Linked DNA regions of Homo sapiens: region 2 is linked to region 1. Evidence: chromatin loops called from intact Hi-C (ENCODE). Cell type or tissue: heart left ventricle. All regions are shown on one strand. Links, peaks and the distances in the headings refer to the core of each region. The heading gives the core; the rest is flanking DNA.

Region 1 (15,241 bases), core at 5,514-13,513:
CTATCAGGGCTATCCTGCAGTAGGAACGTTGGCCAGCAGGGCAGAGCCCCAGCTCCCTCCAATGCCCCCACCAGGGAGCCTGAGCCAGGTATGGGGAGAATGCCCACTTCCTCTGGGATCTGCTTCTTGCTAGTGCCTGGACCCTTAGAGTGCGCCAAGCTGTATGTAAATGGAATGTGAGTGTTCAACCTGCCTTGACACGCCATGAACCTGTTACTCTCGGGTGCTCTGTGGTGACTCCTTTAGCAAAGCAAATCCCCTCTGCAGGCTGTGAGGGATCCACAGCTGCACAAGCAAGGGGCTTCTAGTGCAGCCCCAGCTACCCCACCTTTCTAGCCTCCCCAATCCGAGAGAAGCCACCTTGCCTGGTGAGCCTCATGATTGGCTTAAGGAGAGGCAGGTGGCTGAACCAGCAGGTCAAATTACTGGCAAAATGCTTTGCAGGTGCTTCCAACTTTCTGTAAATTCCCAACTAGCTCGCTCACTCCCCACCTAGTCACTCACTCACTCATTCATTCATTCCGATAGTAACCATGTACCTACTATGGGCACCTGGGAGGGATTTGGCAGCAAGCAGGGCAGATGCAGGCCTGTCCTTGGGAGCTTGGAATCCAAGCAGAGGAAGCTGATACCTGATCCGGATTGGGGCCTGATGAGAAGAAGAGTCCAGCAAGCCTTGGGGACAGGATGCATGGGATGCATGGGATGCATGGGAAGGGGCCTGACCTGGCCTAGGGACTGGCCAGGTGAAGGTGGCACCACAGAGCAGGAGGGCAATCCAAATGGAGGGCACAACATATGCAAGGCCCAGCAGTGGGCTCCACACACAGTGATGCCCCGTGAGCACCCACAGACCGACCGTGGGCACCAAGGCAGGCTGCTCCCACACCGAGGCCTGCAGAATTCCTACCCTCAAGTACATGGGAGCACCTCCACACACTGGATGGAAGGGCAGTGAGACGGCTGTGCCCAGGGAAGCTGGGCCTCTTTAAGTGGGAGCTCAGTCTCTCAGGAGCTGATTTCATTCATTCATTCATTCATTCACTCCACAGAAACAAACCAGTACCCATCACAACTGGGCCCGGGTGCAGAGCCTCTTCCCCCCGGCATCCTGACACTGCCCTGTACTTTGTATCTTGCAATCTTGACCCCAGGGTGAGGGCAGCAGAGAGTACTGAGGCTCAGCACAACAAACATTAGAGGCTGGGGATATTGTTATTACCCACCCCACCCCCCACACCTCTTCCCCCAGCTCCATGGGAGCTCCCGCCTGCTGCAGCCCCTCTACCACCCCCCTAGCAAGAAGTGCCCACAAGTGCAAAGCTTTCGCCATTTTCCTGGTGTTTTTTTTTTGTTTGTTTTTGTTTTTGAGACAGAGTCTCGCTCTGTTGCCCAGGCTGGAGTGCAGTGATGTGATCTCTGCTCACTGCAAGCTCCGCCCCTCGGGTTCATGCCATTCTCCTTCCTCAGCCTCCCGAGTACCTGGGACTACGGGCGCCCACCACCACACCTGGCTAATTTTTTTGTATTTTTAGTAGAGATGGGGTTTCACCCTGTTTGCCAGGATGGTCTCGATCTCCTGACCTTGTGATCCGCCCACCTCAGCCTCCCAAAGTGCTGGGATTATAGGCATGAGCCACCGCGCACGTCCTTCCTGGTGTTTTCTGACACAGATATTGTCACTAGAACATCATCTCCTGAGAACAGCACCTGACAGGCAGAAGGTGCTCAAAAAATGCTGGCTGAATGACTGGATGTTCCATCCTTACAACTATGAAACATAGGAAATGTGATCCCATCATAAAGATGAGGTAACTGGGGCACAAACAAGGTCACATATGGGGTTCCCTTTATAATCCCCAGAACCAGGCTTTCTACCACACAGCAGGCATATGCATCAGGGCCCACAGCTCCAGGGCCTTCTAGATGGCCCCATGAAGTCCCCATCCTTCTTCATTGTAGAGTAATGGCCTCCTCCATATGCCACCAGTCTGGAAATCACCTGTGAAACATACTTCCCCCCGCGCTGGCTCAGGAACCGTGTAAATCACTAGGCTTAATGGCCTTTGGGATTGTTCCCCACAACCCCCTCCCCAGCTGTTCTGTGCCAGGGAAGATGGGGCTATGGGGCGCCAGACAGGCAGGGCCATAGTCATGAGGTCTGGGCAGCCCAAGGCATGGTAAGTGCTAGGAGGCACTGCCCAGGGGAGCAGCAGCCCCGGAAGCGCATCAGAAAGACAGCGGTGGGGCTGCCGGGAGCCTCCAAAACTGGGGCTGGGGCTGGGGCTGGGGCTGGGGCTGGGGCTGGATCTATATGCAAGGCAAGCCTCTCCCCTACTCAACTCCTGCCCCTTACCTCGTCCCCCCATCAATGGCTTATCCATGGAGAAAGATGTGTCCAGGTGATCTCCCCAGGACCTCCACACCCTGACTGGGGAGGCCCAGGGCCATGGGAATGGCAGGGGAGCCTGGGGGCCTGGAGCAGGATGTCTCATGGCCCCTTGGATGCTGCTTGGAGCACCAACCATGCATGGTGTTATTTATTTGGCCTCACTCCCATGTCTTCTTCACTGTTTATCTCCCCCATGGACTGAGTGTCCCAAGAGCAGGGACCCAGTTGGCCCTTGGAGACCCCAGAGCCCACTCAGGGCAACACACAGCTAAGGTGTGGGAGTGGATTCAGGTGGGGAAGGGATGGTCAGGAAGCAGGTCCTGAAAGATGGGCAGGCTGTGGAGTGGGCGGCAGGGCAGATGGGGCATGGGCAAATGTCTATGCAGAGGAGCGGTTTGGAAGGAGCGGGGCAGACGGCTGGGAAGCCAGGTGATCTCCCTGGGACAAGCTGCAGATTTTGGCAACTGGCTGCATGCACAGGCATTTGGGTTCAGCTGGCTCCCATAGATACCATGGTTAGGACATTGCTCAGAACCAATATACACCATCCCCCAACCCTGGGAGCCTCAGTGCCCCCTTGCTGGGCAGAGGGTGAGGATCCTGTGTTTATCTTCCTATCCCCTAAGGCCACAGTTCTGTACCTTGGCTCAACTTAGGGGGAAGAGGGGGCTCTAGAAAACATGCTAATGCCTGGACCCTGCCTCCCACCCCATTAAATAATACAGGTCAGTGGGTCTCTGGACACCCCCTTTACTTCCCTCCCCAGAGCAGCCCTTGGTGGCAGCCCCTGGGCTGGGAAAACTCCTTGCAAAAGCCACAGGAAGATATGTGGGAGTGGCCTATGCCCTCTGGCTCCAGCAAAGCCAGGCTCTGTCCCAGGCTGCTGTGTAAGAGGCTGCTCCATTTTCCACAGTCATGACGAGCTTGGCTCTGTGGACACCTGCACAGACCATGGGCTCCCTGTTCAGCACATATGGATTGAGTACTTGGTGTATGCTAGCTGGGAGCTCCAGCCAAGGGCAACCAGCCACTGCCCCCACCCCTCCCAGCCACATAGTCCCTGAGCAGCCAGGCAGCAAGGTCTATTTCAGGACAAGAATAGGGAGGACAGGGGCTTGAAGCAGGCTAGGAGGCCTCTGACCCAGACAAGGAGGTCAGCGAAGGTTTCAGGGGACAGTGACTCCAAGCCAAGCACCGAAGGACAGGCAGAGGTCAGTGGGACAACAGGTGGGTCCTGCCTGGGGTTGGCAGGGCCCTCGGCAGCCCATCCAACCTCTCCCCAGCTTCCTCCATGCTGAGTGCTTGCAGGTGCTTGTTAAGCCCCCATGGAATGAGATGGCTTCTGTTCTGTTGGGCACTCAGTTCTGAGGGCAGAGATCCCACTCTGTGCCCCTCCCCGTGCCCATCAGAAGCAGCCTCCTTGCTGAGGTCTCCACAAGCACCGGTTACAGGAAAGGACAGAACAGAGATGACAGTTATGCAGATGAGGTGGCAGGGGGAGCACCACTGTCAGCTGCAGAAGGATCCCTTTCTATGGAGGGTGCTGAGAACAGTGAGGACACTGAGGCTCGGAGGAGGACGGCAGGAGGCTTGCCCAGACTATCACAGTGAGGCTAAGGCGGGTTAGGAGGAGACTGGAAGAGGAAGGGCCAAGGGGAGGCCCACAGACCCTACTGTACAAGCCCCTAGGGCTTCTGTGGCCTGCGCCAGCCAAGGTGTGGCTTAAACAATTAAACATGCTGCCTCCCTCCCCTCAAGTTGCTCTGCCCACGTACTGCTAGGCACAGCCCAGGGGGTGAGGTGGGCATGGAGTGGGGCGGAAAAAGGAGAGTGAAGGATGGAGAGGTGGGAGAATTGAGAGTGAGTTCAGACTGCCCTGCCTGACTACTCTGTGAGAACAGGCGACAGCACCACCAGTTCCAGCATGTGACTGGGAGAAAGCCCCAGAAAGAGACCCGGATCAGGGGAGGACTATCAGTCGGGGGACTCACAGCCGTGGCCTGTAGAGGCCAGCTTCTTCCTTTCCCTGACCCTTGGACAGCCCCAGAGATCCCTCTTTCCTCATGTGACAGGTGGGGAACACTGGCCAGAGGGGTACCCAATCCAGAAGCAGGACAAAGCCCAGGGCTTACCCCAAGACCTCTGCCCTTGGCTGACTGGCTCCTGGACACTGTCCAGCCCAGACCCAGGATTGGTGCAGGGAACAGAGCCAGAGAGTAATGGGAAGGGCTAGGTTCCTGGCCACAGTGGAGCATGGATCTCATCATATTCACCATTGGGTGCTGACCAATGACACCCAGTCCTCTGCAGTGAGTAGGCAAAAGTATACCCCCACTATAGGCAAGTACACCCCACCCTGAAGTCACCCTCCCCGCAAGATGAGAATGAAGTCTCACAGGCAGCACCCAGCCAAGTCTGGGCCTTCCCCACGGCCATGTCTATGCGTTACGTCCGTGGCTGTGGCCCTCTAAGGCCAGGTCAGCTGCGCTGTTTCACAGCAGCAGGACATGCCCCTCTGGCCATCCTCTTAGCCCACTCATGCCAGCACTATCTTCAGACGTCATCTGAACCCGCAACTTGCTGTTGTCCTAAATAGTCTGCCTAGGCCCTGCCTGAGACAGGACGTGGCCTGAATGGCCTCCTTCAGGCCTCTGACTGACCAAACCTCACTGGCACAGCACGGCAACTTGAGGGCAGTGGCTGCTCCCCCAAACCCCAGGTTTGGGTCTAGTCTATGCCTCAAGTGCTGAGAGGCCGAAGGAAGTGTCCCTCTCCAGGCCTCGGTTTCCCCATCTGTACCACACGGGAGTTAAACGGGACCAACTGGTCCCACAGTTCTCACTGACCCACATCCATGACACAAGTAAGGGTGGGGCTGTTCTACTGGGAGGGGGATTGGGAGCCAAAAATCTCCTACTTCTGGTCCTTGGGTGGTTCCAAGGAACCTGGAGGCGCCACAGGCCGAGTGAGAAATAAACCCTCCAAGGACGTCAGCCTGGTCAGTAGGGCAGCCTCTGCAGAGGGAGATGCATGGCAGAACATCATGGGAGTGTAGGGACACCCTGAAGGTCCTGTGGCTAGGGGTTGCCTGGAGGAGGTGAGATGCAGGAGGGATGTGTGGGACAGGGCTGAGTGCTTGGACCCGAGCACTAGGGGGAATCCTGCCCCTGCCACTTGCCATCTGTGTGATTTTATCATTTAGCCTGGCTAAGCCTCAATTTTTCTCATCTATGAAAGTAGGATAAAAATGGACTGACCTAACATGTGTGAAATATACCACCGGGGGCCCAGCTTGTAGTGACTGATGTGGTTAAAACAACTACTTCCTTTACAAACACTTCCTTGGCATGGTCACCCATCCCCTTATCTCCTGCTTCTTCCTTGGCCCCAACTCCCACCCTCAAGCCTCTCCTCTGACCCTGCAGCCGACACTGCTTCCCCATCCTCCATCACTCCCTGCCTTCTGCAGAATCTCCACCTCCAGCCCAAGGTGACCCCATCCTCGGCTCAAGGGTAAATCCTGATTAGCCGGAACCAATCACAGTGTACTGTTTAGATTGCCAGTGATTGGTTCAGAGTGGGCATGTGACTCAGTGCCAGCCAATGAGATGTGAGAGGAAGTCGGCTGGGGGCTTCTGGGCAAGGTTTCCTCCCCTCTTAAGAGAAACCCAGAGGAGACATCTCTTCCATGCCTAGTACCTGGGTCTGCAGATGATGCCTGGAGCTGTGGCAGCCATCTTGTTGCCATGCAGTAAGTTGGCCAAGGACAGACAGTTACACCAAAAGCGAGGCCACCAGGCTGAGCACAGGTGACCACTTGGTCTTTGCCAGCAGCCGCATCACACACCTGTTGGCTCCCTGTCAGGGGATAAAGGGCCCACCATGAGGAAAACCCACCACACATGATAAGCACAGAAGCAGCCTCTTGTTGGCAGCCAAATGCGCTCCTCAGACTCAGATCTTGAGGGGGTCGCAGTCAGCTCAATGCCTACTCCTCAAGGGCCCCATGACCCGGCACAGAGCTGGAGGCGGGGCACGGGTCTGGAGGAGGGACTCACAAAGGGCAGGGAGCCGGAGGAGGGTGTTGGTCAGGAAGGCTCCTGCCCCAGGGCCCTGGGCGAAGCCAGCAGCCTGGAGAGGGACACGGTGAGCAGTGAGCGAAAGCCAGAGGTGCGGAGGCCAGAGCTCTTCCCAGGACCTTCAAGTGTCCCAGATAGTCCCAGGGCCGGAGGCTGGAGTCAGCCCAGGCAAGGCCTCAGGGGCTAGCCAGGGAAGTGGGGCTCTGCCCATGGCAGGTTTCTGGGGTGCAAGGTCCCAGCTAGCCCAAAAGGGAGACACTCCAGCAAGCCTGGCGGGGGGTCCAAGGAGAGATACAAAGACTCCCAGGGCCCTAACACACCCACCACGGACTCAGCTCACAGAGAGAAAGGAGAAATGCCCATTTGCAAGGGCCCTTAGCACAGAGGCCTGCTCTGCCAGCTCCTTCTCTTTTCTCATAACTGAAGTGGGGGCAGGGCGGGGGTGGGTTGTTTAGTTGTTTGTTTGCTGGAACTGGTGGCAGCACCAGACCTGACCTTTAAGGCTTCAAATGCAGCGTTTTAGGCGGGGCCAGCAGGAGGAGAACACGGGCTGTGGAAGGAAGTGATCAAGACTGAAATGCCACGTCAGGCTGGAAACTCGAGGCAGAGCATGGGCCTCTACCATCTCAGGAATACGCCAGCCCCTCCAAGCCCACACTGCCTGGTGACAAAGTTGTCCTTCCCAAGGGGACCCAGAAAGCTTTTATGTCTCTGAAACAGCACAGGGACATCAGAGTTTGCCCCACAGAAACCCAAGGAGTTGGGGCCTCACACCACATAGACATCTTGCCCTTCGAGTTTGCCAAAGCAGACCTCAACTTGCCCCCCGACCCATGCCATAGATTTTATTTATTTATTATTTATTTATTTATAAATGACAGGCTCTCACTCTGTGTCCAGGCTGGAGTCCAATGGCACCATCACAGCTCCCTATAGCCTCAACTTCCTGGGCTCAAGCCATCCTCCCACCTCAACCTCCTGAGTAGCTGAGACCACAGGTGTACACTACTACACCTGGCTAATTTTTGTATTTTTTTGTAGAGATGGGGTTTTGCCATGTTGCCCAGGCTGATCTTCAACTCCTGGGCTCAAGTGATCCTCCCACCTCGGCCTCCTAAAGTGCTGGGAGTACAGGCGTCAGCCACTGCACCCGGCTGGATATTTTTATTTAAGAGAAACAGCTGTACATCAGTGCGAGGAAGGCTGCATAGGGAGTCGCCCTCCCCGCAGTCTGTACTGAGCATTAGGGATGAGGGCTGGGCCCTGCCCACAGAGTATGTGCAGCCACAGATATGTGGGGCTTGAAGGTTCCCTTCCCCCATCTTGGGCCTCAGTTTCCGTGTCTATATGATGGTGGTATCAGGACCTCAGGGATTTCTGTGGCTGTGGCATGTCCTTTCCAAGTCAGGGACGCATGCAAAGCCCATAATGCCCAAGGAGACGGTTGCACCCAGGCTCCCTGCCCCCACAGGAACCCCTCCTGGCCTGTAGGCTCCTGAGCCCCTCACAGCCACTTCCCAAAATCCCAAGGGCCCTGGGCCATCGCAGCACTGACAACACACAGGCGCGTCCTGAAAATGCCAGGAAAGCAAAACTCTCAGACAACAGAACCCACGAGAACTGGGTCCACACAGCTACTGGGGCCAGGGCCCATCACAGGGCATCACTGGACAGCCTTATTTATGAAGACTCAGTAGACAAAAATCCATCCTTGAAGGAAGTGTCTTCGCTGGAGATGCTCCAGATGGAGAACATGTGGAGGAATCATCCCTCCAGATCATCAAGGGATCATCAAGCCAAAGTTTTTACAGCCCAAATCGTGCCCACAGTGTCTTGCTGCGGGGAGGACCCAAACCCACAGCAGATACTCAAGGGCTGCCAGTCTCCTGCCCTTCAGTGTGCAAATGAGAAGCACCCACTCTGAAAGGGAAAAGTGCCAGCCCAAGGTCACACAGCAAGAGCTTCCCACTCTGCCTGAGCCCAGGCTCCACGCCCACCCTCCAGATTTTCCACGCGGGGAAGGGCTGTTTGCAAAGATGCTTCACTTCACAAAGGACTCACGGAGCTCCTCTGAGTCCCAAGTCCTCCACTGAATGTAAATACCATTCAATTTGCAAAAATTTGAATTACAAGGACGCAGCCTCTGTTTCCTTTGCAGACTGTCATCACGCCAGTTGGTAGAAGATCAAACTTTCCAGCTCAGCTTTAACTCAGGCTGTTTCTAACATAAAAGTTTGCAAAACACTGGCCCTAACAATCAGGATGCTTTATTTCCCACTGCCAGTGTTTGCCCAGCCGAGCCCTGGCATTAACCTCAAAGGCAGGTGGTGAAGGTGGGCACTAGGAGCCCATTCTGGCTGCAGAGATAAACCACACGTGTGCTTGCACTACATAGGCTCCCAAGCACATGCCCGCATTTGACTTCATATGCACATACACGCACACACCTACTGCTGCCTACACACGAGAATGCCCATGCACACACATCTACACACATGCATCCATGTGTGAGTACAAACACACGCACACAAGTGGGTATACGCACAAGCATGCTTAGATGTGAACACGTCTGACACATGCACACATACATGAACACACAGGTGTAGACACGCCCACATACAAGCTGACATGTGCACACAGGCAAAGGCAAGAGCCAAACACAAGAGGAAAGACTCACAAACCACAAGTGGGTCCCAAGTGCCTGTAGGGCCTGGATGGGTGCTGGGTGCTATGGATGAGGGGATAGTGGCTGGCACTTGGAGTGCAGGCCCAGCTAGACTGCAAATACCCCCTAGATCCAGTCGGGATCCACATGCCCTTATCACAGACTCCCTGGGGCCAGGCCCATCCCTCACAGTCTATCACACCCCAACCCTATGTGGCAGTACAGCCACGGAAGCCCTGTTTTACAGATGAGGCTCCAAGACCCTGAGAGGCTGTGGAAGTTCCCAAGGTCACACAGCTGTTGAGAGGTGTGGCAGAGTCTCAGTGCACACGAAGAGGGGGCTTGTTCAGAAAGAACTAGCCATCAGGGAAGGCAGGCATCAAAGGGGAAGAAAGGGGCCCAGGGTCTAAGAGGGGCAGGGAAAAGACAGGCAGAAGGAGTGACTTCTCAGCCTTTTCACCCACCTCTTCCCCTTTGTTGAATGAGGATCATTTCCAAGGTGGGAAAGATGGATACTGATCAGCAGGAAAGGCTTCCCATGCCCCTCCCCCTCTGCTAAACAATTAGGCTGATCAGAACTCAAAGGGGGTCAATCTGAAAAGCAGCCATGAGACACCCAAGGTATGGCCAAAGGAGGACGGGAGGTCCAGGCACCCTCACACTGGAAGAGACAAGGCCCAGCGGCCACAGCTAAAGCAGGGCGTGGAGAGGAGCAGGAAGACCCCAGATCTGTCTTCTTAGGGCATTGGAATGTCAGAGTTGGAAGGATCCTGGAAGAAAGGAAACTGAGGCCCAGGGGGAGGAGGGGTTTTGTCCAAGGTCACCAAGCAAGCTACCCAACTGAGAAGATTAGGCTGGGCTTGCCCTTGACAGAGGCCTCCTCACCTAAGATGGGGGCTTTCAGAACTCCTTTGTGAATATTCTCCCCACCTAATCCCAGCTAGACAGTCTCCTGGTTTGTGAGGCTCTCCCCTCACCAGGCTCAGTCACGGGTAACAGTGATGGCTGGGGACCCAGCAGGTCCAGACCAGATGCAGAAGGAAAAGCACTGTGAGGGCCCAGGTGAGAGGAGCGGGACCAGGACCGGGGACACCAAGCCAACAGCCTGAGTCTCACAGTGGCAGGGCAGGGCTTGGCTGAGTCTGCCCCTTAGGTCCTGACCTTATGTAGATTTGAATGACAGAATCTTGACTCCTTTAGGGAGGCCCCAAGAGACCCCTGTGGGGACCTGCAAGCCAGCAGGGCCATCTCAATCTCTGTGGTCACCTGCACTGGCCCCCCTTCTGCCCTTAGCCACAGGCAGCTCTGGAAGCTCTTCAGGTTCCACAGGACAAGAGAAGAAGGGAAGCAAAAAAAAGCAAAAACCACACACACACTTCCCTTGGGGAATACGAATATTGATTCTGTAGCTTCTTGTTTAGACAGTAGGCACCAGAAGAAGAAGAAAAGAAAAAAAAACCTGACATGAAGAGAATCTTCCCAGTTGGCTGGAGGGCTGTAGCCAGCAATGGGAAAGCCCCTCATGTCCTCCCCAGCATGTCCTCCCCAGGCCTGAGGCCCACAGCCCAGTCACTTAAAGACACAAGGCACCAGGTCTGGAGGCAAATCTCCGCACGGGAGTGGGGTAGGTGGCTGGAAGGGGGAAGAGAGAGAAAGACCACTCCTATCTTACAGGCAACATCGCCCTGCCAGACAGAGCTCAGCCCACCTGCCTTGACTCCCAAACCTCCAGCTGCCCCTTGGAGAGTTCCCTAGCAACAAGCCCTTGAACGCTGGTTCCCAAACCCCCCAAGTCCCACCCATCCGGATGGCATGAGGCTCCCCCAGCATCTATAAGATCCTAGCCCTGTGAAGTCCCCTCAGACCTGGCAAAACTGCCAAGGGACTAAAGGAGCCAGCCTCAGGTTTCCATGAACAACCCCCAGCCCCACCCCCACCTCCATGACCTTTCTCTCCGGAATCAGACTGGAATCTGGAGAAGGAAATGGCATCTCATCTCCAGATGAAGCCCCTCCTCTCCTCCACCCCTCCACACAGAGCAGGCCTGGCCCATAACTCAAAGCTGGGGGAAGGAAAGCTCTGGGCTGGGGGTGCTCCATGATGGCCTGTGTATACGTGGGAGGTAGATGGAGGTCAGCACTGGGGCTATAAGCACTGGGGCTGGCAAGGCAGCTTCATGCCAAGGAAGGCCCCTCAGGGTTGCCTGAGACCCAGAGGAGGAAAGAGAGACAGACAGGGCAAAGTTACAGCTGGAAGTCCCAGGCCCAGCTCTCATATCCTAGGCCTCTTCATTTTCTTCCCAGAGATTCAGGCTTCAAGCCCCCCTCCACTTCCTGGGCCCACTGCCCAGATGTCCCCAGCCCTCTGGCTGGGCAGCCAAGTGTCTGACAGATCTATCCTTTCCCCTGCCCTGCCTCTCATGGTTGTGGGCTTTAAGCAGGTCCCTTCATTTTTCTGAGGTCAGTCTCCCCATCTGGAGGATGGACATGACCACGGGCTCTGAGGTCAAGGCACTAATGTGGGTGAGGGGTCTGGCCTGGGCTCAGTAAGGGAGATCACCATTAGCCTGGAGACGTCCCCCACCACAGTCAAGCTGTGTTGCAGGGAGTGAGGGAGGGAGGTGGCCCAATGTCTTCCTCAAGGAGGTAGAATCTGATGTGGGTGGGCACAGCCTGAGAGAGTGGCACAGCCCAGAGCTGGGATGGGAAGGCCTCTGGAAGGTTCGGGTGTGAGACCTTGAAGGAGGGGATCTAAACCTGAGAAAAGAGCACAGTCATGGCAGGGCAGCATGAGCAAAGTAGAGAGACAGGCGGCCACCTAGCCCGTGGGAGCCCTGGAGACTGGTGGGTCTCGCAGTAAGACTGGCTACCGCCCGGCTGCAACATCTGGGCTTAATGCTAATGTTAACAGTGGCAGCCATGGCACCTGACGGAGCCCTCCCTGCCCACTAGAGGCGGCATCCTCTCCCGTTAATTCTCACCACCAGCCTCTTAAGCAGATTCTATCATTTCAATTGTGGAAACTAAGGCAAGGTCATCCCAATGGAGCCTGCAAAGTCTACACCTGACACCCAGCATGTCCCCAAACTACATCCTCCCAGGAGCTGGCAGTGTCCACCCATACACATCTGAGATGCCAGGAGCTGGCAGTGCCCACCTGCACACAGGCAGGAGGAGAAGGGGATACTTTCTGCAGAAGTCCACTTAGAGGCCAGCTTTACTCTGGAGTCAGTCTCTCCATGGGGACATGAGTGTGACAAAGAATCTGGAGTGAGATTCACCTGCAGACTACGAGGGGACTCATCCTAAAATGAGTTTCCTCCTTTCTCAGGGGTTAACCTGGCACAGCTGACCAAAAGGAGGTGCCTGATAAAGATGGAGTCCAGGGGAACAGCAGCCAAGGGTCCCCCCAAAGTCCTCCACACCAGGAGGGCTGTGAGCACCTGGCAGCTCTGCATCTCGGTGACAGCAGCAGCGGCTGGGAAGCCTCATCCCTCCCTCCTGCAAAAGCTGAGGCAGGTTTTTGGGAAGATGGGGGACCCAGATGAGTGATGCTGCCTCCCTCCAACAGGGAGAGCCACAGGGAGATGGAGACAGGGGCTGGAAGGCCCAGACAGACACACGTCACCCACCATTAACCGTAGCTACACTGACGCATGCCCTGTTGTAGGCACTGCTCCCCATGTGTCCACTCAGGAGAGGAGCACGTACTCTGGTTGTCATTAATCTGCTGGTGGTCCAAACCCCTCAGGCCCCTCACTGCTTCTGCCCACCCTCAGAGGAAGGGAGACGCTGGCCAACACCATCGCTGGAGCAGAGCTGGGCTAAGAGGGTGCAGTCAGGTGGGCCAGCTCAGCCGGGTGCTCCACCCAGCACTCAGCCAGGACTCCACAGAGGAGGGGACAGAGAAACCTGGGGGCACTGGAGAACAGGGCACAGAGGCCCAGCAGAGAGGACAAAAGAGGCGGGCAGGGAAGGATAGGTACAGCTCGATGAAAGACCTGAAGAAGGGGGACAGGGGAAGAGGGAGGGAAAGACACAAGGGGAGGCAAAGCAGTGAGGGCTGCCCCTCAGCCGGCGGTGGTGGCCTGATGCTGGGGAGGGCATAACTGGAAAAAGGAGGCAGGTGAAAGGTGTGCTCGGACTCAGGTCCCCCACACCCAGCCGGACAAGTGCACATACATGTGCATACATGTGTGCAAACATGTAGCCTCCTCCTTGTTTGAAACTCTGATCCAGGTCCAGGTAAGGTGAGACAGCCCAACCCCCCCACCCCCCGCCCAAAAAAAAACCCTGAAGCCCTGTCCTCCCTTCAGCAGTAACCCCTCTGCCCTTCTCAATCCAGCAGCAGCCTTGGTCCATTTTGCCTGGTGGGCAGAGAGCCATGCTGCCAGAGCGATTGCAGAAATCATAGCTAGCAGACCCCAAACCCACACTTGCTTAAAATCCAGCAGCTTGTGAAGCTGGGCCCCTGTGCACTGGCAGACACTAATGAGAAAATGACTTGCTCATCAGGGGCCTTCCCCACTGAGGGGTTGTCACTCCAGTGCCATGAAGCTGGGTTCCACTCTCCTCCTTGGAAATCCACCTGTATCAAAGTGTCATCCCAGCCTGGCCACACTGACCCAGCAGAAGGTTCTGGGAGGTCACCCATCCCTGAGCAGCCCCACAGAACCTTCTGGCCCGAACAACAGCCTAAACCTTTCTTACCAGTTCAACAAAAGCACCAATTCCACTGGCCATGGTCATGTGTGGGCCCCTTCCTCCCTCCAAGGATCAATGTGCATCCTCGTCTGCGGGACCAGGGCAGCTGAAGGGCACTGGCTGTCACAGCAAACCCTCTGTGTTGTTGTACCATTAGTCACCTCCCCCTGGACCCTCAGAGCGGCACAGCCCCCACCCCACCCCCACCCTCATTCTCTAATTACAGTTTGCAAGACATGTCCCAAACCCCCAAATTAGCTCCAACTATATCGACAACAGCGTCCAGCTGGAAGTGTGTCGCTGCCGTCACACCCGCCTCGCCATCTTCTGGCTGGGGACAGAGGGATAGGTGCCTACTCTGGTCAGGTTCTCACATCGGCCTTCTAGAGGAGACTCGTGCAGGCCCAGAAGCCATCTGACCAACTGCACGTTGCAGGGAAAGGGAGTGAGGTCGGGAGAGGTGGAAAGAGACATCCACTTAAACCTTCACTCAAGGAGCTATGAAACGGCTAAGAAAAAAATAATTGTGGCTTGGCTCGTGCTTGGCTTTGAGGAAGAAAGAACAACAAAAAAATAATGCTTTTGCTTTTTTTAAGCACTATGATTGAAGTCCATTTCCATCACGGCAAATGAAAGACAATAACGCATCCACCAGCCCTGAACTTCCATTCGATTCTTTTCTCCCTGGGCAACCCCCAAACACACATGTGAAAAATCCAGACGGTTGACAGAGGACACGTCCGTGCGGCACTTGTAATTTGCCAACTGATCACCTGCCTGAGCACAGCCAGGCTGTGCAATGAGAGAGACGACAAGACGGAGAGAGAGACCCAGAGAGGCGGTTTTCCTGAGTTTGTTTTTCCCTCATCTTAGAGAGCCTACGAACTGGAGTCGGCAGGTTTTGTGGCAGAACCAGGGGCTCTTACCCTTGGGCAGAGCTGGTTTAAATGACGCAGAGCCAGCCTCTCCCTTTCCCCGAGGCCAGACCCTTCCCCTTGGCCACCAGCAGCCCGACGACTCATGCCCCAGTCTCCAGGCCAGGACACTGGTGAAGGAGTCCAGGGACAGGTGGCTCCTCAGACCCGGAGACAGATAACAGAAGCAAGGTGGTCACCGTGCCCCAAAGGGGGTCTGGGCACTGACATAGGGCTGAAGCACAGTGTCAGGAAACTGATACGTCCTAAAGGCCACATGCACTGAACATCCACTCCCAGCCCCAGACACATCTGGCTAAGCTCACCCGTAGGAGGCAGCCCGAGTTTGCTGGCTCTTGGGGAGGAGGAGAAGGCTCAGAAGGACCAAAAAACCTGCGGAGGCTGGCAGAGCCAGGAGAAGCTATTACTCTGTTGGCAGCAGCAGCAGGCGCAGGCAGGGGTCCTTCCCACCATTCACCTTCTGCCCG
Region 2 (15,241 bases), core at 2,764-10,763, 110 kb before region 1:
AAGGCAGGGCACTATCCCCTGCAGCCGGATGGCTCTAGGGTCTGAGCTGGGGAGGCTAACCTGGGAGAGCTGGGCTGGGGGCTACCATTCAGATCTGCTGACCTCCAGAGGGAGGGTCTGCGGTGCCTGGTAGCAGTAGGACTGAAAGGGCCCCTGTTGATTTTCTAAAATGAGCCACAGCAGCCTGACAGGTGCCAATTATGGCATCTCACGGCCGGGCAGGCTGGGCATGCACCGTGCGCCCCCGCCCACCATCACAGGCTGGCAGGAGTGGGTCTGTGACTAGTGTTGATGCTGCAGCCGATGGGAGGGGGGCAGGCTTGGGTGCAGGTGTGCAAGGGGGAGGGGAGGGAAGATGGTGGTAGAGAGTGAAGGTGAAGAGGAAAAAGCCAGACTGGGGAGGCAAGGGAAAGAAGGAGGCTAAGGGTGGAGAGCAAAGCTCGGGGGCTTCCTAGGCTGATAGGAGAGATCATAAGCAGCTGAACACCCCATACGCTCCCTCACTGCCCCTCAAAGCCTCTGTGACCACCCTCAGCCCAGGCTTAGCTCATTCATTCTCCCCCATGGGTCCACGTGGGCTGACCCCCGCTGCCCACTATGACCTGGGCATGCCCCTCCCCTGTGTTTCTGCCTCTAGGCATTTGACCAAGCTGTGTCTTGTCTGGGGAAAGGGTGACCGTGCCTCTCCACCCAGCCAGATGCGCTCTCCACACCACAGGGGTACGGCTCTGAAGGGCCTGTGGCAGACACTCTTTTCATCTCTTTGAAGGTGGATTTTGTACAGCAGAATCCAAGCTGTCTGCTGTCCTCCCACTGCCCTTCCGCAGTGTGCCACCCATCTGCCCACCCCTGGCACACCCTAGAAGCCCTCGGGTGCTGGGTAGAGCCAGGGCAGGCAGCCTCGGAGCATGGAGGCCAGAGTGGAAGCGGCCGACTGTGAGGCGTGCGCCACTCACGTTCCGCTCAGAGGAGGGGGAGGCGCGGGAGAAGAAAGCCCCCGAAATGTCAGCGGCAGATGAAGGGCACTAGAAAATTTAATCTCCCAACTTTCTCAACTAATGTGACATTTGGATTCTGTTCTGATAAGCTATCAGCTGGCGAACTTCTTCCTTCCTTTTCTTTCCCCCACCCCCACCTTCTGGCTGGTAATTTAAAAGTAAATGGTCTAGAAAGATATCTAACTGTACCTCTGGCAAAGATTAAAAAAACAAAACAACACAACAAGCAGGGGAGTTGGAAAATGTGTGCGTGCTGTCATTTATACCAGGCGTTTGGCCTAGCTGACCCTAGTCTAGCCAGGCCCCAGAGTGAAAAGCTCTCTTTTCGGGCAATCTCTAGCCCCCCAACAGAAGTCCAAGGGGCTACGGGCAAGGAGTCAATGATTTAGAGTGAGGGGTTGGGGCCCTGGATACAGTTGAGGCTGCTGGAGGTAGGTTCAGAGCATCCTAGTAGGGGTTGGGCACCAGGCTGTCCAAGGAGCCCCTCAGTGCCAACCCCCAGCCCAGGGGCTTTGTATGGTGGGCAACTGCAGTCTCCTGGTTTATATTTAATGCACTGATTGCTAAAATTACAGCCCGCTGCTGAGGGGGGTAAGGAATTAGATTCAGGGTCTAATTAAAGGTTCGCTCTTCATTTGAATTTCAGATTCCAGCTTTAATTTTAGCAACTTCTCTGGGAGCCACGGAGCTCAGCCAAGGGGAAGCACACCTGCTTGAGCCCACCCCGCTCCGTCTCGGGCCCTGTGCCCTCCTGCGGCTCTCCCAGGCCAGCCTGGCACTGTGGATCCTGCACAGGGATCCTTTCCAGCCTTCTCACCTCCTGGTGTCATTGGGTACCTCTCACTTGCCCCAGGAAACCCACCAAGCCCGCAGGCCTAAGAGAGGAAGACTGAATCTTGGGTCCTCTGAATCAGCCAGCAGTCTAGACACTGTGCTGCTGTGACACCTCTGTTTACAGAGGGGACTGTTGGGTCCAACTACTTTTGCCTTAAAGTCAGGCAGAGGGTCTTGGGCCTTGACAAGCTCAGCAAACACCGTCTACTCCAAGTGCCCTACACCCTCAGACACTCGTCTTCTCTACAGCCACCTCCCCTGCAAATAGTCATACAGCTTTCACACGAGTCTTCTGGTGATGGGGACCTCACTACCTCAGAGGGCAGCCCGGGCGGACTTGAGCCAGTGAGTGACATGGAGGCAGAAGGGTGGTGTGGCTTTGGGCTCTCTGGTCAGTCCCAGTGCCACCACTTCTGAGGTGGGTGACCCTAGGTGAGCTCAGGGTTAGGGTCTGATGATGGGCCAGGCTGTGGGGTGCTCAGCACAGGGAAGGGAGCTGGCCTGACCTGGAAATGCACCTGGACGTTCCTGCATCCTGCTCACACCTGCCCACCTCCAGGAAGCCTTCCCAGCTGCTCCCTGTCTCCCTCCTCTCACTGCACTTAGAGAGGCTCTCTCCATCTGGGACCTAAACTGCCCCGTGCGGGAAGGGCCAAGCGCCTCACCACCTGCCTCACACTGCAGTCAAGCTCAGCCCACTAGTGCACAGAGATGCAGCCCTGGAGGGGTCCGGACTTCTAGGGAGTTGTGGGAGGTGGAAGGTGGGGCCTGTGTCACCACGGCTCTGCAGGGTTGAGCTCAGAATGTGTGGCGCTGAGTCCTAACATCCATTTTACAGCCAAGGCCACCAAGGCCCAGCAAGGAGGTGTGGCTCAGGAGGGGGTGCTCACCAGCTCAGCGTCAGCCTTGGCGTCATAGTACACGATGTCTTCCTCCTGGTGAGGGGAGAGAGGCCTCAGCACTAGCTGCTCAGGGTCCCGAGACAGACAGGACTCCTAGCCCCAAGGCCTGCATGGCACCCTTAGATTCCTCTGGGGCAGAGACTGTCCCTTTCCCCCACCCAGAGCCCCCCTCCTGGAAGGGCCGGATAGGTCAGGGCTGAGAATGCAGCCAGGCCTATCTTCAGGGGCCCTGCACAGGCTCCAGGAGCATGCAGTACCCCTCGACTGAGAATTCCCTGGGCCTTCCTAACTCAGGGGCCAAGTGTCCTGGGCTGCAGCCTTCTAGGTTCTGTCTGCAGAGAGGCTGGCTGAGGCAGCACCAGGGAGTGAGGAAGACGGAGAACAGAGCCGAGTTTGGGCAGGAGGGAAATAATGACTCGACGCCGCATCTTCCAATTTCTTCTATTAAAAAGCCTGCTCATTACGGGCATGTACTTATTAATTATCTGTGATTTGTTGTGAAATGCGAGGGGGTTTCCACAACAGGAGTGGGAGAAAACAAAGCCCAGCCCTGGCGCCTGCCTCCCAGCCCTCACCCGCCTGCGTCTGCCCCGCCTGTCCCTGGCCCATGTCTGCTTGCCAGTCGCCTGGGTTCTTGGCCATCTGTGCGTCATAATCACCGGCCGCCCCGGGGACCCGTAACACAAACGGGCTAATTTCATGTGTAATGATCTTTAATCAGAACCGAGCGCGGCTGACAGAGGCCGCCAGAAGGTGAGCCCGGTGTCAGCCAAGTGCCATTGGCTCAGGAGGGTCTGCCACACTCTGCCCCCATGGGCTTCAGGGCCACGACTCAGGACAGAGCTGCTGTCCAAGTCACCCTCTCCAGGTGCTCCTCAGCCCTGTTCTGTACGGCAAAAACCTGCAGCGTGGCCCCAGTGGCCCCTCACTCACTCAGGGCTTGTTTCTTTGAGGTCTGCAGATGGGAGTGGTGACCAAGTCTGCCACCCAGGGGCTGGCTGTGAAGTGGCAGGCAGAGCCAGCACTCACACCACCAGCGCAGATGTCGCCCGGACACCCGCTTCCCAAGGCCCAGCTGGGGCTCACTCAGTGTGTGACCCCAGGGCTAGACCACTCCCTCTCTGAGCCCCAGGCTCCCCCAGGCAGGACTCTGGAAAGGGGCCTGGCTGTGGTGACTGCCCACGGGCTCCGTCAGTACCTGGGACTGTTTCAGTGAACAGTCCTAGTCTGTCTCTCACCAGGGGTCTAGGGGCTGCAGGCCACTGGCCAAATGTGCAGGCTTAGTCCCAGCATTCTGCAACACTGACTGCATGCCTGGCACCACGCATGGGTAAGACCACAACTTCCTGAGGAATGTAAGGCCAAAGGCAGCCCGAGAGTTCCAGCATCCCAGGGCGCCTGCCGTGTCTGGCGCTTTCTTACAGCAGCCTTATGACCCCATCGGTCAGACGTTTCGAGAGCAGGGAGAAGAAAGCCTTCGCACCCTGGCTCCAACCTGCCCTTCCAGCCTGTTGTCAACCTTGCCCACACCCACCACCCACCCACCAGTGCAAGAAGGCTGCAGCCCCGGTGGGCCTGGGGCGGGGGCGGAGGCCGGGCCCAAGCTGCAGGGTGCTCGGCCTTTCCCTGCGCCCGGCTCCGACCGAAGCGCATAATGAAAGCTGACATTACATCAAACACAATAAGGAGTTTCAGTTGACGAAGATCATTCCTGAACACACAAACCTATTAAACTGAGGGGGAAAAAATATCAATTCAACACACTTGCTGTGAAAAGAAAATGTGATTTGTTATCTAAAAGGGGGTTATAAACACAGCTCTGATGCTCTTTCCCTCCGTAATGAAAGCGGGCGGGTGCGGTGGGAGGACTGCAGATTACAACCTGGGGCCTCACTCACCCACTTTTTAGGCAAACCTTCCACAAGCATGGGAAAGGACACAGGTGGGGGCTGGTCACTTGCAGCCCTCAGGAGCCCTAGGCTCCCCTCACAGGCTGTGGCTGGGTCCTGCCTGCACCTGGGTCAACACTAGGCACCTCAGCGTTCACTGGGGCCACCTCTCCAGCTGCTCCAGGGGCTCTGCTTCTCTATTTGTTCTGCTGTTTCACAGTCTTAGTGGAACATCAGATATTGGTGGCGTCAGGGACATGGGGGGACATGTCACCCAGGAGGATTCTTAGTCCCCTGCAGATGACAGATGAGGCTCAGGATTCTGTATGGTCTCCCTGCCCCCCAGGGCTTGATGCATGTGGGAATGACCGCTCCCGGCCTCTCCTGCCTCTAGGAGGGCGAGACCATGCCCCTTCCTTGGTAAGAAGTACATGGATGGTGGCACACAAGGTCATACATGTGAAAATATATCATAAATACAGCTGTGACTGCTATGCATGATGTGGTGTGGAGCTGGGGGTGTGGCGGGAGGGGGCTGTCAGGGTCAGGGTGGGAGGGTCCCTGAGAAGGCCTCTGTCTGCTTGGGCCAACACAGTACCTGAATGTCTATCAGCAGTGACCACCTCCTGGGTTGAGCAACAAGGAGGCAGTATTCTCTAGTGACTGAGTGCAGGACCTCAGCAAAGAGTCCTGGCCTCAAATTCTGACCTGGACACGTGAGCTCTGGAATCCTGGGCAGTGAGTGAAGACTGAGGCTGAGCCAAAAAGGACCCAGCCTACTGGCTTGTCCCAGTGGCCTGCTGAGGAATTCCAGGGGTCACCCGCGAGGAGGCAAGGCTGCCCAGTTAAATCATGCAGCCTCCATGAGGCTTCATCTCTGGGTCTCTACTTCCCCACTCGTAATATCAGGATGAGGAGGCCTCCTCTGAGGGTATGAAGAGAACAGGGAGCTGGGCCTCCCCAGGGGTAGGGCCAACTCTGCCCATGAGTGGCCACCTTCTGTCTTTGCAACTCCACAGCCCAGAGGAGAGGCTGAGTGTGGAAGAGTCCCGGGTGGAGTGAAACGGGTGTCCTTAATGTCTGGGGACCACTCCCCTGACATACCCTGTGTTATCTGATATTTTAGGGGCCATTTTGCCCAACTGGGTAGGAGTTGGGGGAGTCACCCACTCTGAGCTCACACACATGCCCTCCCATGTGGACTTGGGCACACAGATAACAGGCGAGGGGCGGGGCAGGAGGGTCCACGTGACCCTTGTGTTGGTGACATACATTCTCCTTAGCAGGAGCCAAGCCCAAGAGAGGTGTGAGGAGGGTGGGTCTCAGGGAACAAGCTGAGGAAATGAGCACGGGGTGAGCGGGGGAAGGACAGTTGCCATCCAAGTTCAGTGCTTGGAAGGTGGCTGCCAAGGCCTGGCCAGACATGACTGCCGCCTGCCCACCAGCTGCCTGTGCAGGCCTAGGCCAGCCACCCGCTGCACCAGTGAGGACGCTTGGCCTTCCTGCCCTGGCCTAGTGCCAGCTCAGCCTGGCCAAGAGGACTGTTTTCTGAGAGAGCCGTCTGTCGCTGGCTTGGCAGAGGCAGGCAGGGGCCCTATGGCTGGGTCAGACCCTCAGGTCAGGAAGGCCACCTGTCCTGTCCAGCTGGCTCTTCTAGCCTGGCCCAGCCCCCTCACAGCCCTCCCTCTAGTCCCTAGGCAGAGCTCCATCCACTCCCACCATCACATTCCCCAGGGCAGGGCTGTGTCCTTCCCTTACACTTCCCAGGGGAGGGCTGTCTCTTCCATTCCACTCCCAGCTCATGGCTTTGTTTCCTGTAGGCCCTGGTGTTGGCACTGAGGCCCTGGGGCCAATGGCCACTCCCCCCTCCCCTTCCCACGCCCTGGCCCAGCTCCTCCCTGGTGGTGGTTTTGGTGGCACACAGTGTTGGCATAGTGTGGTGCTGGCACCAAGTGTGGTCCGGCAGGTGGCCCCTCTTCATCTATCCTAAGTGTTATGGGCACCAGGGCACCTGCTGCCCACCTGTGGGGGCATGGGAGGCACTGCCTGCTAATCAGGGCCATCGTTTCCCTGGTGTCCAAGGGTCTGGGTTGGCCAGGGACGAGGAAGGGGGATAGGAGCTTTACATCCAGGCATTGCCCTCTTGATCTCTTGTCCCAGCTCTGACCCTGCAGACTCCAGGATCCCCAACCCCCCAGGCTGAGGTCAGTGGAGTTGTGGGCATGTGGATGTGGGTTATACCATTGATACCATTGTCTGTTCCTCAGAGGTTTGCATCTGGACCTGCTGTGTGCTGTCAATACAGGGAGGGCCACACCCGGCTGATGGTGCAGTGGATTCCAGTCTGGCCACATGGGCCAAGCATCTCCTCTGTGGCCAGAACAGCTGGGCGCCATCCTCCCCATCTCAGAGGTAAGAAGACTGCTGCTGGTCACGCTGTCACTGCTGTGGGCTGTGGGGGCCGATCTTAGGGTTGGGGCTAGAAAAGGGAGTCCTGGGCAGACATCTGGAGAGAGAGGCTTTGCACTGAAGGAGGGGTGGATAAGGGCATTCCTAGGAAGAGGGCCTGAGTTTGAGGCTAGAATTGTGGCACAGGCCAGGTGCCTCTCCTGAGTTCTGGGAGGGAACATGGCTCCTTGTCTGTCATCTCCTGAAGGTCATTGGAAGGATGTGGTTTCAGGGGTGGGTGGTGTGCCTGCAAGGGACAAAACAGCATCCCTTCCCAGCCTCAAGTCCCTGCACCCTCCCCTGGCATGGACAGTCCCTCCTGCAGCCACTGCTGCCAGCAATCCCTGGCAGCCCGAGCATAGCTGGCTGGTGTTGGGCTCTTGGATACACCATTAGCATTGATGCCTTTCAGCCTGGCAGCTGTGGTAGCAGCAGTGCTTCCTGGGAAGAACAGTGACCCAGCAGCTGGGAAGGAGGGAGGTGACTACAGCCCCACCCACCCTACCTGGGACACCAGTGGGACAGGCCGGCAGGCACCCGGTGGGATGTGGCAGGGAGGCAGATGAACAAGGCCGGGCCCAGGTGGCCCTGTGGTCAGGGCTGCCTGTGGTCACACCCACAGCTGGGGGCACCTCAGGTCAAGCCAGGGGGAGGGGAGCAGCCAGAGCCCTTTACTGCCTCATCTCAGGACAGAAGTACTCAGGGCCCAAGGGCTGGTGTGGCCAGATATGCACCCATGCCATCAGCGGCTTGGCACCCACATAGCCTGATGTGTGCAGTGATTCCTTCACACCCCATAGCTGAGCTCACAGGCAGCACTGGCACCAGTCAGTCCTTTGCCAAATGGGGAAACTGAAGCCCTTGCCTGGGTCCCACAGGGACTGTGAGCAAGTAGCACTGGAGTAGGAGAGAGGGAGAGAAGGGTCAGTCCTGTCTCCTGGGGAAGGGGGACTGGTTTGGGGAGTAACTAGCTCATTCATTTGTTCACCTTAGAAAATAATCTTTCATTTCCAATCTCATGTGAACTCCCTGAGGGCAGCACCCAGCACCTGCCAGGGGTAAAGGAAGAGTGCCATGGTGTGGGCAAGGTGAGGCAGCCTCAGCATGGCCTGGGGGATGGGGACTGGGGAGGAGGAACAGATTTAGGGCTTGGAGCATAGGCATGAGCCCCTGACACCCGACAGCCAGCTGTGAATCTCTGCCACCAACAGGTAACCTCGGGTAGGTCTATCCACTCTGTGCTTCTGTTTTCTTGTCAAATAGGGACAATAACCCCACTGCTTCCTAGAGCAGATGTGCCTGGCCCAGAGCTGGAGTGAGTCAGGTCTGCCACCCCCACCCTGCTCCTCCCTGTGTTTAGCACAAGAGTACTAGGAGGCATGGCCCAGACACCCCAGCAGCTGTGGAGGACACAGGAGCCCTGCCAACTAGTCTGGTTCTCAAGGGTTCCATCATCCTTGGCACTGGGGCTTCCTTGAATCCAGGAGGAGCCCTGCCTCCGTCTGATGCTGGCCCGAGGGCCGGTATCCAGCCCCAGGCAAAATCAAACACAGCAAGGAATTGGTGAGGGCAACTCAGGCCTAGGCTGGGATGGGTGAGGCTCCCCTTCCCTCCCTCACACACTAGATCCTCTGCGCTCAGCTTCTTGCACCTCTGCTCCAAGGAGCGAGCCTGAGCTCCTTCTGAGGTGGAAGGAGAGGCTTCTGTGACCATGGCAGCCCAGTCCCCTGAGCCCAGCCTGAGGGCCTCCAGGGTGGACAGGTTGCTGTTCAGGGAAGTCAGGGAAGGGAAGTCAGGGAAGGGCATTTGGTCCCCATTTCCCAGCATCTCTTGCAGGTCACTGTATTAAAGCCTCTGACAAGTCCTGAAGTCCAAAGGCCTCTGACCCGGGGGCTCTCCAAGAATCTGAACACCTTATCTGGGGAACACAGGGAACACTACTTTCAAGCAGCCTTCCCACTCACGGGTGACTCCACAGCTCCTCTGGAGTGAATGTGGGCTCATATCTCACTGTGTGCCCAGCAGTGAGAGGCGCCTGGAGTAATTGCTGAATGTTGGACACCGGCTTCTGGCTCTACTCCACAGACCCCTCTGTGTCCCTCATGTGTCTGGGCAGCTCCCACCCCCCAGCATTCAAATCCACGCATGGATGGGCATGCCCTAAGTGCTGGGCAGGGTGCTGGGGTTCCTACCTTGATGTTGTCCTGCCAGCGGTGTGCTTTCTGGAAGTTCTCTGCAGCATCAGCCAGTCTCTGAGGGACAGAGCACAGGGAGGTCAGAAGCGGAGGAAGGCAGCCTGCCCTATGCCCACCCCAAAGCCTCTCCATCCCCAGCACTCCCTGGGGCCAGGCTGGACTGGTGACTCCCTTCCCCTCATCCTACGAGACCCTCAGAGATTCTCTGCCCCAGACACTCCCCAGCTTGCTGTGTGGGCACCTCCTTGACCACAGCTGGGTCCATGCAGGAAAGGTGAAGCCTGTGCAGTGACCCCAGGGGCATCTCCATGGGACTCCCTGTACTAGGCCAAGCCCTAGTGTCACTCTCTACCCCCGACACACTTGTGTCACCCCAGTGCCAAGAGGAAGCTCCTCTGGAGCTAAGGCTGAGCTGCAAGTTACAAAGTGCTTCACCTTGCCCTGCCCTTCTGACAGCTATCCAGAGCTCCACAGGAGGGGCCCACAGCCCACCCTGTCCATCCAGGCCCATGGGCCCTCTCCCAGACTTCCTGAGCCCCTTCCCACAGGGCTCCCAAGCCCTCTGTCCACAAGAGCCTGTCCTGTTCTTTGGGGCTGGTTCCAGTGGCCTCTTCCAACAAAGCCCCTGTGCCTGAGAGCAGAATGTCCCTCAGGGCATAGCTGTGTGTCTGTCCATCCCACATCTGCCACTGGGCACGCTGGGTGCCAGACTGTGCTGACTGGTGGAGGTGTGGCAGGCCTGGTCCTGCCTCTTGCAGCTCACAGGCACAACCTCGCAGAACCACCATGGCAGGAGAGGTTGAGGGACAGGAAGCGCAGTGCTGTGGGGGCTCGGGACCTCAGGGAAGGCTTGCTGGAGAAGACGCTGGGGCCCGGCCACCCTCTGGGCCTAAGTCCGGGTCACCCAGATGTTCTTATTTGGTACTTTCTAAGGATCCCTTCTCTACAGGAAACCTTGGGGCTCCCAAGGATGGAACTGAGTCTGGCCTCGGGGGCCTTCTGCAGAGCTGAGAGCAGTGATGTCCTGTCAATCATAATGACAACCATCACTATCAACTGGCCACCTACTGCACACTGAACCCTCCCCTGGCCAGTGACTCATGTGCTGTGCACCTTGTACCATTCACAGTGTGCCTGGCATGGAGCCATTGTGGCCCTCCTCAGATGAGGACGGCCAGGCACAGAGACGGCCAGCAGCCTGCCCAAGGTCACATGGTGAGTCCGGCTCAGGCTGGGCCCCGGAGCCCAGCCCTCACCAATGCATTTGTCTTGCTCAGCCCATGACCAAGATCCAAGGACCAGCCTCTGTTGGGCCCACCATGCTCAGTGAGGTGGGTGGCTCTGGTCTCTCACCCCCACCCCACCCTGTCCCACAGTGGGGCAGGCACGTCCCACCTCCGGGCTTACAGCCCTACTCAGAAGGTCCCGCCTCTTGGTATTCAGGACACCTCACCCCCATCCTTGAGTCCAGGCCTGATATGGCATGTGGGCCCCAGAGGGGACGTCCTACTAAAGCCTGTCAGCTGCCCATTAGGGGAAGTGGAAGTCAGGTCATGGAGGCCGGCATTTCCTCCTCTGAAGCATGGACTAGCAGGGCAGGGAGGAAGGTGGGGCCTCCTATGGAGCTGTGGCCTCTGCTCTCCTGGGGCAGAGTGTCACAACCCCATAGTTAGAGGGGCTGTCCAGGGCCATCTCCAGCCCCATTGGGCTGGCTACCCCTCCTCAGGCCAAGAACACTGAGTGGTGGGGGAGGCTATGAGGCTGGGGTCCCGGGAGCAGGGGGAGAAAGTGTCTCTTGGGGTCAAACCCTCTCACCCCACAGAGCTGGGCCCTCCTGGCCTCTGCTTCCCTCTCCTTTGTAGGCTCAGTCCTCTGTCCCCTGCCACCCTTAACTGCAAGGCCTGCTTGGCTGGGACCCACACCCTCCTCTCTCCCCAGCCCAGCCTCACACTCCTAGGGTTTTGGGGGCCCCAGGCCTCTCTACTCCGTGATGCCTCCCATGTCTTGCCTCCAATCCTGGCCCTCCTGAGCTCCTGGACACTTCCCTGGAGTGACCCTCAGACCCACCTGAGCTCAGAGTGCCCCTCTGAGGCAGGCCACCCACCCTGGCCCCTCTGCCTCCTCCATTCCACCCCAGCATCCCTCACACCACCTCCTGTGCACCCCCAGCTCAGGCTCTGTCCTGCCCGGAACCTGCATCCTCTCATCCTCATCACCTATTCTCCACACAACACCTGGAGCCTTTTCTCCAAATGTAGATCTGGTCATGACACCGTCCCCTGTCCCAAAACCCTTCAGTGGTTACCACTTCTCTGCATGTAAAAGGCACAACCTTCTCCAGGTCCTGTAGGGCCCACCTGACTCCTCTTCTTCCTTTTCCATCCTGGAGCCTCCTCTTGACCTAAACCACAAATGCCTGCCCACGCCGACCCCAAACCCAGGGATGGATGAGGCCCCCAATTCATAAGCCTGCAGTGACCTTGTGTAGAGGGCATTACTGTGTGACTTGTACGGTTCGCAATGCTTGTCACCAGTGTTAGGCGAGCACCTGCAGTACAGCAGGTGCCGAGCTCAGTAACTTGGCCCGGAGGCTGTGTAAAGCCTGACGAGGCAGTGTGTGAGTCAAGCCTTTGTCATCACTGTGCCCCTCCTTCCTTACCTGGTGACCTACTACCTTCCCAGGGATGCCAAATCTTCCTCAGAGTGGGGCTCTGTTGAGGCCCCTGTCCTTCCCCAGGGTTGAGACTGGGGCAGAGTGGAGGAAGCAGAGGCGGTCTCTTGCCGCAGAAAAGCCACAGGGTCGATGGGGCTGCAGACGCCACACTGACACTAGTGGGAGTCTCCAGGCTGGGCCATGACCCTGAGGAACTCCTGCCCCTGCCTCTACTCCTGGCTGGGGGGTTCCAGCTCCTTCACCCTCTTAGGGCTCAGCTCTGACCCTGAAACCTTCAGGCCCCAAAACATGGGGGCTACAGGCCCCTCTGGCTCCAGAGCCTAGCAGACAGGGCAAGGGAGACCCAGGGAGGGAGGCCCCAGCTCCTAGCCACCTTGAGCTCATGGAATCCCATGGGCTCAAAGGCTGGGTCAGCCCACTGACTCGTGAATAACGGAGTCGTAATAGCCACAGCAAAAGGATTACTTTTAATCCTCAGTAACGATCAAGCCATTATTATTTTTTCAGTGTTACAGATCAATCAGTCCATCCCTGGGCACTGGACGTGTGGAAACTGTTAAACAGGCAGGCCCGGTGGTGGGGGAGGAAGGGCTAAGGCAGCTGGTGGGGTGCAGTGGAGTGGGCAGGCTTCGGCCACAAGGTCCCATCAGGCCTGAGGATGAGAGGACTGGGACCACCACTGGTGTGCATGAGGGGCCCTGAGCAGAGATCAGAGCCTGGACCTTGAAGCCCCCGAGTCCTGGCCTGGGTTCAAAGCTTGACTTTCTTGGAGCAGGGTCTTCACCACTCTGGTCCTCAACATCCTGCCTATAAACTGGACATAGTAACTGCACCCACTCAGGGTGGCTAGGCTCTTGGCAGCCCCCTTCCTCCAACCCTCAGCAGCTGCACATAGGCAGCCAGTCCCGTGAGGTTTCTCTCACTGGCTCTTGCCCAGCTCTGGGCCCTGCTGCTATCTGCTCTTTCTGCCTGGTTAGCCCTATCAGACTGTGTTACCTCCCCTGGAAACTTCCTTTTGCCTTTAACCAGCCCTCTGGACAAGGTGGGCTTTACTCCCCTCCGCCAAGGAGGACATGTCCTGAGGCAGGGATCTCCAAGCTTAGCCCCACCTACCTGGCCCAGGCTGAGCACCCAGACCTTGGGCTCCTGTCCCCATAGAGCTGACAATAGTCAGGCCTGCTGAGGGCTGGCAGGGAGACCGTGCCCACCCTGCCCCACCCCTGGAGGTTCATCCCTCCTAGCACTTCCCTTCTACCTCTCCCTGGTCCTCTTGATGGTTTGGGGACAGGCTGGAAGGGGCAAGAAACTGAGGCCCAGAGGCGAGGGAAGAACCTATTGGGATACCACGCAGGGCAGGGACAGGGTGCCTGTCTCTGGAGTGCCTGCCTGTCTTGGGGAGATGCACTCCATTCCTAGCCCTGACCCCAAGTGCCTGTCCCCCTGGGAGTGGTTCCTTGCTTGGGCTCTGGGCTCTGCTCCTGGAGGTGCCTGCAGTCTCTGGTCGCCCTGCTACCAGGCCCTGCACATGCTGCTCCCTCCCAGGCCACTCCTGCCCAGACTCCTCTAGCCACATCCACTTCCTGACCCTGACACTCAGCGAACCCTCTTCCATGTCTGCTTTCCCCTTGAGCACTGGGTTTGGTGGGTAAGTGTCTTGTGGCTGTCAAGTTTATGGTAACCTGGCCCTGGGCATACAGTAGATGCACAGTGAATGTCTGCTAAATGAAAACTGGGTGTCTCTGGACCTGTGTAGAGGCCTGGGCTTGAGTCTGGCCTGGCTCTGCCCAGCCAGTTGTGTGATCCTGGGTGTGTGGTTTAACCTCTCAGAGTCTATTTTCTTCAGCACATCCTGGGGGGTAAGGGCTGCCCATGGCGATGCGGCTATGAAGTCACTGATGGTGCCTTGCCTGGCCCGTGACGTCCCCATCATGGCCAGGGTATTGGAGGGAACCTCAGTGGGACTGCTGAGTGGGGATGCTCACACCCAAGTCCATCATGATAACAGCAGGCATTTCAGAGGCAATTATCAGAGAGTTTCACTTAACAATCAATTTCCCTCAGCTCTGGGAACCATTCTTACAGGAAAATGCAAGAAAGAGGAGGACTCGTCGTGCACTGGGCTGGGGACAATACTCCCCTGGGAGCAGCCCTGCACAGATACCTGCAAATCTCACTATGTTAAACAGCTTTCAATTGCAGTGGGAGCTGAGGCAGGCAAGAACCTGAGATCAGGGACCTGGGGCCAGGATGGGCACCCCTCAGAGGCCAACACCTGGGATAGGAAGGCCCCCTGCATGCCAGGAGGGGAGGGCCTTGGGTGATGGGGGGCTGGGGCTCTTGGGTGCCCCCACCTTCTTAGATGGCCTGCTCCTCCCCACCCCCAGGCTAGGTGCTCCACACTTCTCCTTGGCCTCCTCTCCTCACCAGCCCTCACCTGGGAGTCCCTCCCTGCCCAGTGCTGGTGGCCCAGAAGGGTCTGAGGAGCAACTGCCCATCAAACAGGACTTTTTCTGCACAGCCCAGAGGGAAAGGCTGGAAGAGTTCTTTGGTCTTAATTAGTTATGTTTACTCCCACTTCCCAGAGGACATGAGAGGCTTAGAAGAAAAGGCTCTGAACCCATGGGGTGCAGGATGTTGAGATCTAGGGCACTGAGGGCTGAGCCAGGCAGAAGCTGTGATGGAGCGTGGGCTCTGGGGTGGAGGCTGGGGGTAGTATGCCCTGAGAATGTTGCCGAGGGCTGCAAGGAAGGTAGCAATGACAGGATATCACCAGGTGTGGTCCAGTGCCTACCCTGGGTGAGGGCTTCACTGCTGCCTCCCCAGCAAGACTCACGAGAAGTAGATTCTCCTGCTCCCCTCCTTTCACAGCCGAGGGGATTGAGGCTCAAAGCATTAGTGTAGCTGCCCCAGACCCCTAGGTAGGAAGAGGGGGCATCAAACCCAGGTTCGCCTGGTGGTAAAGCCCAGCAGTATTGGACAGTGACTGTTCCAGGAAAGGACCATCCCTGGCCAGGTGGGGCCTGGCTGGTTGGACTCAGGTCCCTCCTGCCACCCCTTAGAGTGGTCCCTTTGCCCTTCTCCTAGGAGAGAGGATCAGTAACTGGCCTCCCAGCTGTCCCTCCGAGTTGCCCCCACAAGCCTTGGTATCACTGGATCCAGGCCACGGGAGGGGACAAGTACCAGGATGCCCAGCAGCCCCTGCCTAGCCCAGCACTGGCCCCATTGCCACCCGTCTTCCCTCCCAACTTGTGGGTCCTGCATTAGCTGTGTATTGTGCACAGATAGATACTAAATACAGATT

What was found. Peaks named below come from ENCODE experiments on the same cell type or tissue, not always from the same donor. Only the 100,000 strongest peaks of a DNase experiment are listed, where the experiment ranks them.
Region 2: it touches region 1 in a loop (1.8-fold over the local background); 2 of 110 quality-filtered maps call a loop at or near these places.

What each region holds. Positions count from the first base shown.
Region 1 is chr3:50,487,349-50,502,589 of GRCh38, forward strand. All of the region lies in intron 1 of CACNA2D2 (calcium voltage-gated channel auxiliary subunit alpha2delta 2), which reads right to left. Among named protein-coding and RNA genes, the nearest start is that of CACNA2D2, 8.7 kb to the right of the region's middle. RefSeq lists enhancers at 806-1,306, 5,902-6,557, 8,432-9,379. In heart left ventricle, for the core only: no CTCF peak of the experiment used is centred there; no DNase peak of the experiment used is centred there.
Region 2 is chr3:50,384,846-50,400,086 of GRCh38, forward strand. CACNA2D2 (calcium voltage-gated channel auxiliary subunit alpha2delta 2) reads right to left here. Exons shown (of 38, transcript NM_006030.4): 4 at 9,264-9,323; 5 at 2,723-2,767. Among named protein-coding and RNA genes, the nearest start is that of TMEM115, 33 kb to the left of the region's middle. RefSeq lists enhancers at 2,917-3,521, 3,522-4,126, 4,127-4,731, 9,433-9,988, 9,989-10,544 and 1 more. In heart left ventricle, for the core only: a CTCF peak has its summit at 3,724; DNase peaks (open chromatin) are centred at 6,106 and 7,446; H3K27ac peaks cover 381 bases.